2 separate regions of the Homo sapiens genome follow, and region 1 is linked to region 2. Evidence: chromatin contacts called from ENCODE Hi-C or POLR2A ChIA-PET data. All regions are on one chromosome and are shown on one strand. The core of a region is the stretch at or near the end of the contact, and the rest is flanking DNA. Distances in the headings are between cores, read along the strand shown. Region 1 has its middle 110 kb from the start of LINC01747. Region 2 has its middle 31 kb from the start of LINC01747.

Evidence for each region. A loop is a pair of places that touch in the nucleus more often than their neighbours do. ChIA-PET counts read pairs that join two places held with the same protein, here RNA polymerase II (POLR2A). Pooled maps may share reads with other maps.
Region 1: a loop to region 2 is called in a map of endothelial cell of umbilical vein, with 7 times the contacts of the local background. The contact joins two enhancer-like sites. A Hi-C loop is called at or near these places in 6 of 168 maps with a recorded cell type or tissue (Calu3, PC-9, ascending aorta and 3 more) and 4 of 50 pooled maps. POLR2A ChIA-PET finds 5 or more read pairs at or near these places in 1 of 52 experiments (GM12878).

Annotation. Positions count from the first base shown.
Region 1 is chr20:22,794,064-22,798,427 of GRCh38, forward strand. No RefSeq gene overlaps it. Among named protein-coding and RNA genes, the nearest start is that of LINC01747, 110 kb to the left of the region's middle. Within about 2 kb of position 2,013, at least 14 of the 41 ENCODE cell types and tissues checked have a DNase peak (open chromatin) inside an H3K27ac peak, as active enhancers do; they include PC-9, ascending aorta and endothelial cell of umbilical vein, where a contact is called at or near this core.
Region 2 is chr20:22,714,237-22,718,507 of GRCh38, forward strand. No RefSeq gene overlaps it. Among named protein-coding and RNA genes, the nearest start is that of LINC01747, 31 kb to the left of the region's middle. Within about 2 kb of position 2,640, at least 9 of the 41 ENCODE cell types and tissues checked have a DNase peak (open chromatin) inside an H3K27ac peak, as active enhancers do; they include PC-9, ascending aorta and endothelial cell of umbilical vein, where a contact is called at or near this core.

The sequences.
Region 1 (4,364 bases), core at 763-3,262, 79 kb after region 2:
TTTGAGATCCCTGCTTTGTGAATGGGGGCTAAGAGGCAGAACTAATTTCTGCTGCTTTCTCTGAGCTCTCTTCTTTCACATATTTTTTCAGTATTCAGGAATTTCCTAAATGGCTTTAAGGATAATGTGATCCTTTTCTAGATGAGAAAGAAGAACAGGGGCTCACTCTGTGTAATCTCTTTCCTGCTTCTTAGAGAGGGCACTGGGGACATTTTCATTCCTTCATAGTTCCCCACCCTTTCCAAGAGTGCATACTCTTTTGCTTGACAACCTGCCAGGTGACTTGGCTTAAAAATAGGTTATCTCATTCATCAACTTAACAAATATTTGCTGGGCATATCCTATGAGCTGGGAACCGTGCTAGAACAAAGAATAAAATGGAGCCTCTGCCTTTATACAGCATATCACATGGTCAAGGCAGACTGCAATTATGACACAATGTGTCATGTTAAGGGTGAGTGTGGGGACTGAGGAAAATTGGAGGTTTTTCCAAACCTCAGTCCTGAAGAATTAAAGGAGGCATCCTAGAGAGAGTGATGTGGAACTTGAGACCTAAGGGACAAGTGGGAGTTAGCAAGGGAATAACAGTGAGAGTTATTAATGTATAGATGTTTTTTAAAGTGCTGAGGCTGAATGACATCACCTGGAGAGTGAGCATAGTTAGAAAAGAGAAGCTGATTATGGAGGGAAAAGGGAAAACCAACAGAACAACTGAAAAGGGGAAGGAAAAGACTAGAAGCCAAGGGTCAGAAGTGCAGTGGGGAAGAGGAGTCGGGGGGACACTGTGTGCAAAGGCATCAGGTGAAAGAACAGCCAAGTGCATGCTGGCAACTGAAAGGAGTCTGTGGTGTGGCTGCTGTGGCATCTCATTAAAGAACATCCAGGCAGGAAGCTGGGAAGGTGGTAGGGACAAGTCTTAGGAGCCCCAGACACCAGATTAGGGAAACTGGACTTTATCCTAAGACAATAATAGAAAGCCACAAAGAGGAATATAGAAGGGTGGGGTCACCTTAATTCAGGCAAAAGTTGGGAGTAGCTTCACCAAGGGGTGGTGGTAGCAGAAATTATGATGAAGGAAAGTGACCAATTCAAGAAACAGAAAATAGAATTGCCGGAGTTTGGAGATGAATTGATTGGATTGAGGTCTTGAGTACTGGGGAACATTCATATAGAGGTGAGCAGTTTTAAGGCCCAAGATACTGAGCTATGATGACCATTTTGAGTTGAAGGTAGCTGTGGTCACAAACACTGCCTCAGTGGGTGAGAAAAGGGGTTGTGCTTCTTATTTGCACTCCCAAGTAAGCATTCATAGCTATTAATTAAATGGACGAGCAAGTAAATAAGCAAATGAATGGATGCATCCAGGTGCATCCAGTCCAGTGACAGTTTTATGTGATGAGTATAGAGACAGAGCAAGGCTGGCATGCCAACAGGGGACCCAGCAAAGTGTCAGAGAGAAGCCATGGGAGTGGATGTCACCAGAAGGGGACTGTGAGGAGGAAACGACACTGAGGTCAGGAACTTAACCAGACAGGCACTGAAGAAGCAGACAGAGGAAGGGAGCTCGTGAAGGAGGAGAGAGGTGGGAGGAGAGCCAGGAGTCAGATAACTTCGAATGCTACAGAGACACCAGTGAAGGCAGAACTGAGATGGGGCCATGAGGTTTGGTAACAAGGAGATTGCTGATGATCTGTGTGCAAATAACTACGGCAAGGCAACAGAGTCTTGTTCTTCCAATATGTCCCTTGGTCCATAAGCGCTGAGAGGAAGTGACAATCTGTGAGTAGAAACCAAGTGAAAGGAGTGTTAGTGCACTCTTCTTTAGAAGAGAGCAAGGCAGAGCCTGTGAGAGAAAAATGTCTTTGTCTCTTGTCTCTCTTTGTCTGGCTCAAGGTAATGTAATTGCCTCAGACTTCCCAGGGAAGCAAGTGGCTCCCACGTTCCTAAGCAAAGGCCAAGCCATAGAACAAGGGCAGAGGCCGCCACTGGGAATGTTTGTGTTGTTAATTTTTTGTAGTTGAATCATATCGGGAAAATTGTTTCCAAGTTGCTCAAACATGGATAGAGAAGCTAATGTTTTGCTGGAGGTTGGCATTTTTCCCTGATGACATCACATGCCTTGTGTCACCAGTTAAGGGATCATCAGTAAAGCAAGTGGTCAACGCTATGCAACCACAAAAATATGCTTCTCCTCAAAAGATAATAATAAAATATGTAGAAACAAAATCGGTTCTAACAGGGAGACTCCTTGGTGAACTTAACCATCTAGTCACTATATACCAAGGGCACGTCTTAAAAACAAAACAGGAAAGCAAACAAACACAAAAACAACTCTGCTCCTAACCAGCATTTATCATTTAGCATACGTGGGTTTTAAGAAAATACTGAAAGAGATTAGCTCTAGAGAGGTGAAATGCAAATGCAGGAGGAAAACAATCCAGGGTTAGGAATGATACCATATGTCTGAATAAGAATCATTTCCAAAAACCATTCTCCTGTGACTTCCTATATTTCTTTGTTTCTGGCCTGCATAAGAGAATGTTTTCTTAAGAGCAAACATGTAAAATGAAACAGGAATGACTATTGGCTGACCACGAAATTTTCTCCCAACAAGTGCATGCACTGGGACTCGAGATTCTTCAACTAAACCCGAGTGTTACACCATGAGATCATGAAGCCAATAAAACATTTGCTGCATGCTAACTATGCCAAATCTCACTTTTCCAGAGATACGAGGATGGAATAAAAAGAGAAAAATAAGCAAATGTTGAAATGGAACCATGTGTTCTATGTGCAAAGCAGAAAATCTGAACAGTGCAAGGAGGGTGGAGAATCACAGGGCCTGTGGGGTTGAGAACAAGATGGCAGCACAGGGAGCCACTCAAGCATATTCTTCTGCTTGACATTATACCAGCCTGATTCACACCAGTCACTGGTGACGAGTGGTCACTAGTAAGCACAAACATTTTTTCTGGAATTTACTTCCCCAAATTAATATTTTTTTTTCCAAATTAATATTTTTTAAATGCTTTATTTTTTTGGCTTTCATGATGTCATGATGTCTCCATTTTGCTTCAATCTTACTGGCCACTTCTTCTCATCTCCCTTGCTGTCCTCTACCTCTCTTCGTCTTCCAAATGCAGAATACAAAATGCCACCTTCTCCTTTTGTTCTAAACATGCTTCCTGGCTGACCTCATGCACTCCACTGGTTTTTAGACATCCTGTAAAAGTTGGCAAGTTCTCAACTCATATCTCTGAGATTACCTCTTCCTGGACTTCAGATACCTTATATGACAAAATGTGGTTGTTATTCTTGAGACACCTTTGATGTCAGTAAATCCTACTCACTTTATCTTCCAAATAGATGTGAAGCGGGCCGCTGCATCTGCACCACTGATCCAAGACATCATCATCTCTCTCTTGGGTGACAGAGTGGATTCTGCTTGTGCTTCTTGCTCCTCTACAATCTAATCACCCCTCTTAACATTCAGAGTAAAGTTTTGAAAATGGTAATCAGTCTAGAATCCACTGATGGCTTCCCATAGAATATAAAATGAATTCTAACCCCTCTCCCCCTGGGATATGGACCTCCCTCTGAACACCCATTTCCTGATCCCCACCCTCTATGTTTGGCAACCCTGACTTGCTCTCAGGTCTGAAATGCGACATGCTTATTGCAGCCTCAGGGCCTTTGCACAAACAATGCTTTCTGTTTGCTATGATCCTCCAATCTGTGCCCTCTTAGCTCATTTTGGGTCATTCAGAATCAGCTTAGAGATGACCTTCACAGACAGCCCTTCTCCAGCGGTTGTCTCCATCATGTCTCCTGTTTCTGGCCTGCGTAAGAGAATACAGGCCAGATTCTCTCTGCAACCTCGGCTTTTCCCTTGCTCAGCTGTGTTCTGACTTGCTATTACGTATCTACACAGGCATGTACTGCCCATGAAGAGGTGCTTCCTCTCGCTGTCAGAATATAGGATAGCCCTTAGTGCACAGAGGGCAACCCTATCAATATTTGCTGAGCAATTGACTGGCTCGATGAACAACTCGTGCATCTCTTGTGGATCCTGCTTCCCAGGGTTAACCCAGATAGGAGTTAAAGATCTGGCCATAATTCAATATGACTGTCAAAATTCCAAGAAGATAAAATAAAGATCAAATTAGAGTTGAAGGTGCTTTCCCTAATTTAATGAATGAGTCTTAAATTTGTTTTTCTGGAAATTTTACAGCAGAGGTCATTCCAAATTTCAAATTGACCTCAACTTTTATTTGCCCTCCCATTCCACCTCTCCCCTCACGCATACTAGAGTCAGGAGAAACCCAGCAATTCTGAAGCTGACTTTCTCTCTTCATTACTCATAG
Region 2 (4,271 bases), core at 1,390-3,889:
TTGTACCAGTACAATGTTGTTTTGGTTACTGTAGCTTTGTAGTATAGTTTGAAATCTGGTAGTGTGATGCCTCCAGCTTTGTTCTTTTTGCTTAGGATTGTCTTGTCTATACAAGCTCTTCTTTGTTTCCACAGGAATTTTAAAATAGTTTCTTCTAATTCTGTGAAGAATGTTAATGGTAGTTTGATGGGAATAGCATTGAATTTATACATTTCCTTGGGGAGTATGGCCATTTTTATGATATTGATTCTTCCTATCCATGAGCATGGAATGTTTTTCTATTCTTTTATATTTTCTCTGATTTCTGTGAGCAATGGTTTGGTTCTCCTTGAAGAAGTCTTTCACTTCCCTTGTTAGCTGTATTCCTAGGCATTTTATTCTCTTGGTAGCAATTGTGAATGGGAGTTCATTCATGATTTGGCTGTCTGCTTGCGTGTTGTTGGTGTATAGGCATGCTTGTGACTTTTGCACATTGATTTTGTATCCTTAGAGTTTGCTGACATTGCTTATCAACTTAAGAAGCTTTTGGGCTGAGACAATGGGGTTTTCTAGATATTGGATCACGTCATTTGCAAACAAACACAATTTGGCTTCATCTCTTCCTATTTGAATACCCTTTATTTCTTTCTGTTGCCTGATTGGCCTACCCAGAACTTCCAATACTATGTTGAATAGGAGTGTTGAGAGAGGGCATCCTTGTCTTGTGCCAGTTTTCAAGAGGAATGAAAGCCACAGTCTTTTTACAACCTACACTAGAAAGTGATGCCCTATCACTTCTGCCATATTCTGTTCATTAGAAGGAAGTGACTAGATCCAACACCCACTCACGGGAAGGAAATTACCTAGGGATGAGAATATCAGGAGGCAGGCATCAGCAAGTGCCATTTTAGAGGCTACCTGCCACAATGACCATTTGTTTATTTTCCCAACACAGTCTCAATCTATGCCTTTAAATATTTGTCCCGGTTAGGTTTCTTCTTTCCCTGTTTCTCTTTTCTTCCTTTCCCTCTAATTTCTATACAAATAAAACTATAAGCTATAAGGTGGGGCCAAACACGCTTGAAAAAATAAAGAATATTTACATAGTCAAAAAATACTCCCCTTAGTATACATATTTATTACAAAGGGGAAAAAGGTAGCTTTACAGTGGAGAAGTATGGCAGACATCACCTGAATTTGACGACAAAACCTAACTCATCAGCCACAGGACAAGTCGAAAGCATGTACAACTTGATAGGATGGAATAAGAAGAACACAGCATCGTGTATGTGATATTCCTGCTGGAGATGCATATCCTGCATTTAATCATGAGAGAACATTAGACTAATAAAATTAAGGGACATGCTATAGTCTGTACTCTTCAAAATGTTGGAGTCATGAAAGTCAAGGGGAGACCAAGGGACTCTTCCAGATTGTAGGCAATTAAAAACACATGTTGAATAAATGCAACCTGTGATTCTGAGCTGCATCATTCTTCTACAAAAAAATTACTGAAGTAATTGATAAAACCTGAATGAAATCTCAGGACTAGATGGGGTAATGCATCAGTGTTAATTTCCTGATTATGATGGTTCTATTTTGGTTATGTAGGAGAATGACCTTGTTTGTAGGAAATATATATTATCATAATCAGAAGTGATGGGACATTGCCTTAGCAACTTACTCTTAAATGGCTTCAAGGAAAAAAAAAGTTCTGTACTTGTAAATTTTTATAACTTGTAGAAGTACTTACAGCTTTTCTGTAAGTTTAAAGTTGCTTCAAAATATAATTTTAAAATGCCACAATTAGAGTAATAAGTTATATGATTACCTCACTTGTGGATATAGATGCTCCCCTAAAAATTCTCTCTCCATACTTATTGCTGCCCAAAATACTAATTCATTCTCATAGTTATGTCCTTTTCTCTAGAGAAAAATCTTGTGCAAAGCAATGTGGAGGACAAAGCAAAGTTCTGTGGCAGAACTTTGGAATGTCAAATCTTATTAAACTCTCCTATGCAAAGGAATTAGAAGAACAAAAATAAATCCCAGGTTTGGAAGCTAAATTTATATGAAGGAGAAGTTGAAAGATATTTCATTACCCAGCAAATTCTTAAAATGTCATTTCAGTCCAAAAGTGAAACTCTTGATCCACTATGAGGCCTTTACAAATTAAATTAGCCTCACTTATTTCCATATTTAGTCTATAAAATAGAAACAAAAAGGCATTTGTACATTCTACCAAACTATATGCCAATGATCGTAGCCCAAACTCTTTCTTTACATAGGTTGTCAAGGTTGTTACCACAAAAGCAGGTATCGTACACTCCCCAAGGTTCACAGGACCTGGGTAAGAGAAGAGGAAAGGCAATGAAAGTGTGAAGATCCTTGAAATAAAGATGATCTCCAATGGTAGTAACACCAGAATCCAGATACACAGAAACAGACTGAAGAAATGAGAGGAATAAAAGGGAATAAGTAGAAGTTGGAGTTTATAAGAAACTCCTGTAGAAACTATTCAATACCTGAATAACTGCAAATACTTTAGGCAAATGATTATGAGGAACTTAGAAGATATAAGTAGCTTTTGTAGTTTTTGCTTTGCGGAAGGAAGGAAGGCTGTGACTACTCCACTTGCCTTGGCTGGAGGCCATGTGCAGGTGGGTCCTTCAGCGGGCACTGTGTGGTTCCTGGCTTCCACCCCACCACATCATCACTGTGGCCTCTGACTGCTTGCTTCTCTTCCTCGTTCTGCACTCTCCTCCAGCTGAGTTTCACTTAGCAAAACAGACGATGTTCAGTCTTCACAGGTGGGAGTCATGAAGGTCAAACATTACATTCCCCAATTTGATCTAATCGAAGACATACCCTCCCCAAATCTAAAATATGTAACACACTCAACGGCCTCTGCTTTGTTGATTCTGGGAACTACACCAAACACAGTTTTGAGACACTTGCTATTTCCTTTCCATCTAGAGCCACTCCTCACTCTCCTCATATTTTCCCCTGAAGCTGTTGGATTTATTTCTAAGCTCTGGAACCTTGAGTGGGATGATTCATATTCCAAGTATTTTTTCCTTTTTTATACATTTCTTAAGTTATATTTTTCAAGGAATTTGTCCATATCATCTAAGCTGTGCAATTTATTGACATCAAGCTGACCATAATGTACTCTGACCATTCTTTTGATGTCTCCAAAATCTACACTGTTGCTTCCTTTTCCATTCCTGATATTAGAAATTAGAGTTGTCTCCTTTTTCCTTGATCAGTTCAGCTAAAGTTTCATTATCTACATTTGAAATCCAGACTCTGTCCCTTTTCCTTGTCCTCAAATGCAATTTGGTCAGAAGCTGGAGGATTTACAGGACTGGGTGAAGTCAGCGTTGGTTGAGGAGGGGAGGGTGCAGATGGGGTCAGGAGCAGAACTCTGAAGGTCAGGAGGCTGATAAGGAGGGAATTCAGTGACTCAGAACTGGGTGGATGCAGCGCTGAAGTGTAGAATAGCCATGGTTACACACCCTTCCGCAGTTGTTATAGGGATATTTCCTGGTAATGTATTGTAAAAGGACAATTTCCCAGTATATTTTGCTCAAGTCTGGAGAACTGAACATTTACGCTCTACAGCTATGTATTAAACTCACAGGCACTTCAGACAAGTTGAGATGTATAGTGTAGATCTCTCTCTAATATGGGGAAGAAGCGACACAGGACTTGAGACTCCAGAAAGGGCAGAAGAGCTGCTTCTTCAAAGCTCTGTCTGTGTAAACCATAGTTACCTCTGAGATGTCGGAATGATGGTGATTCTTAGTTTCCAGTGTTTTACCATGGCATGCGTTATTATTTAATAAGAAAACCAAATATTTTATTATTATGCATGCTACAATTTTGTGTACTAGGAAGTGTGCTAAACAGAAAGAAAAATACCAATAAAATGAGTTGTAAATGAGCTGTAAATAATATAAATGAATAAAATCAAATATATAAAATAAAATAATACAAATGTGAGGCCACGATGAAAAACAATGTATGTATATAAAGCCTAAGCTTCTTTTTATAAGATACCAAGGCCTTCCCTTTGGTCTCAGATCAGACCAGAATAGAGCCCTCAGTCTGAACCTCGGGGCATTAATTTTTAAGACTTGGTTCTTCGTTTCAATGATGACATGCTTGCTTGGGTTACGCAGTAGACACTGCACCCGTGTAATCTGGAGTTGCTAGCTGACCTTCCCCTGAGATGCACAGTGGAACAAGGACAGTTCATTCAACCTTCTGCAGAATCCTGAGTAGATGAG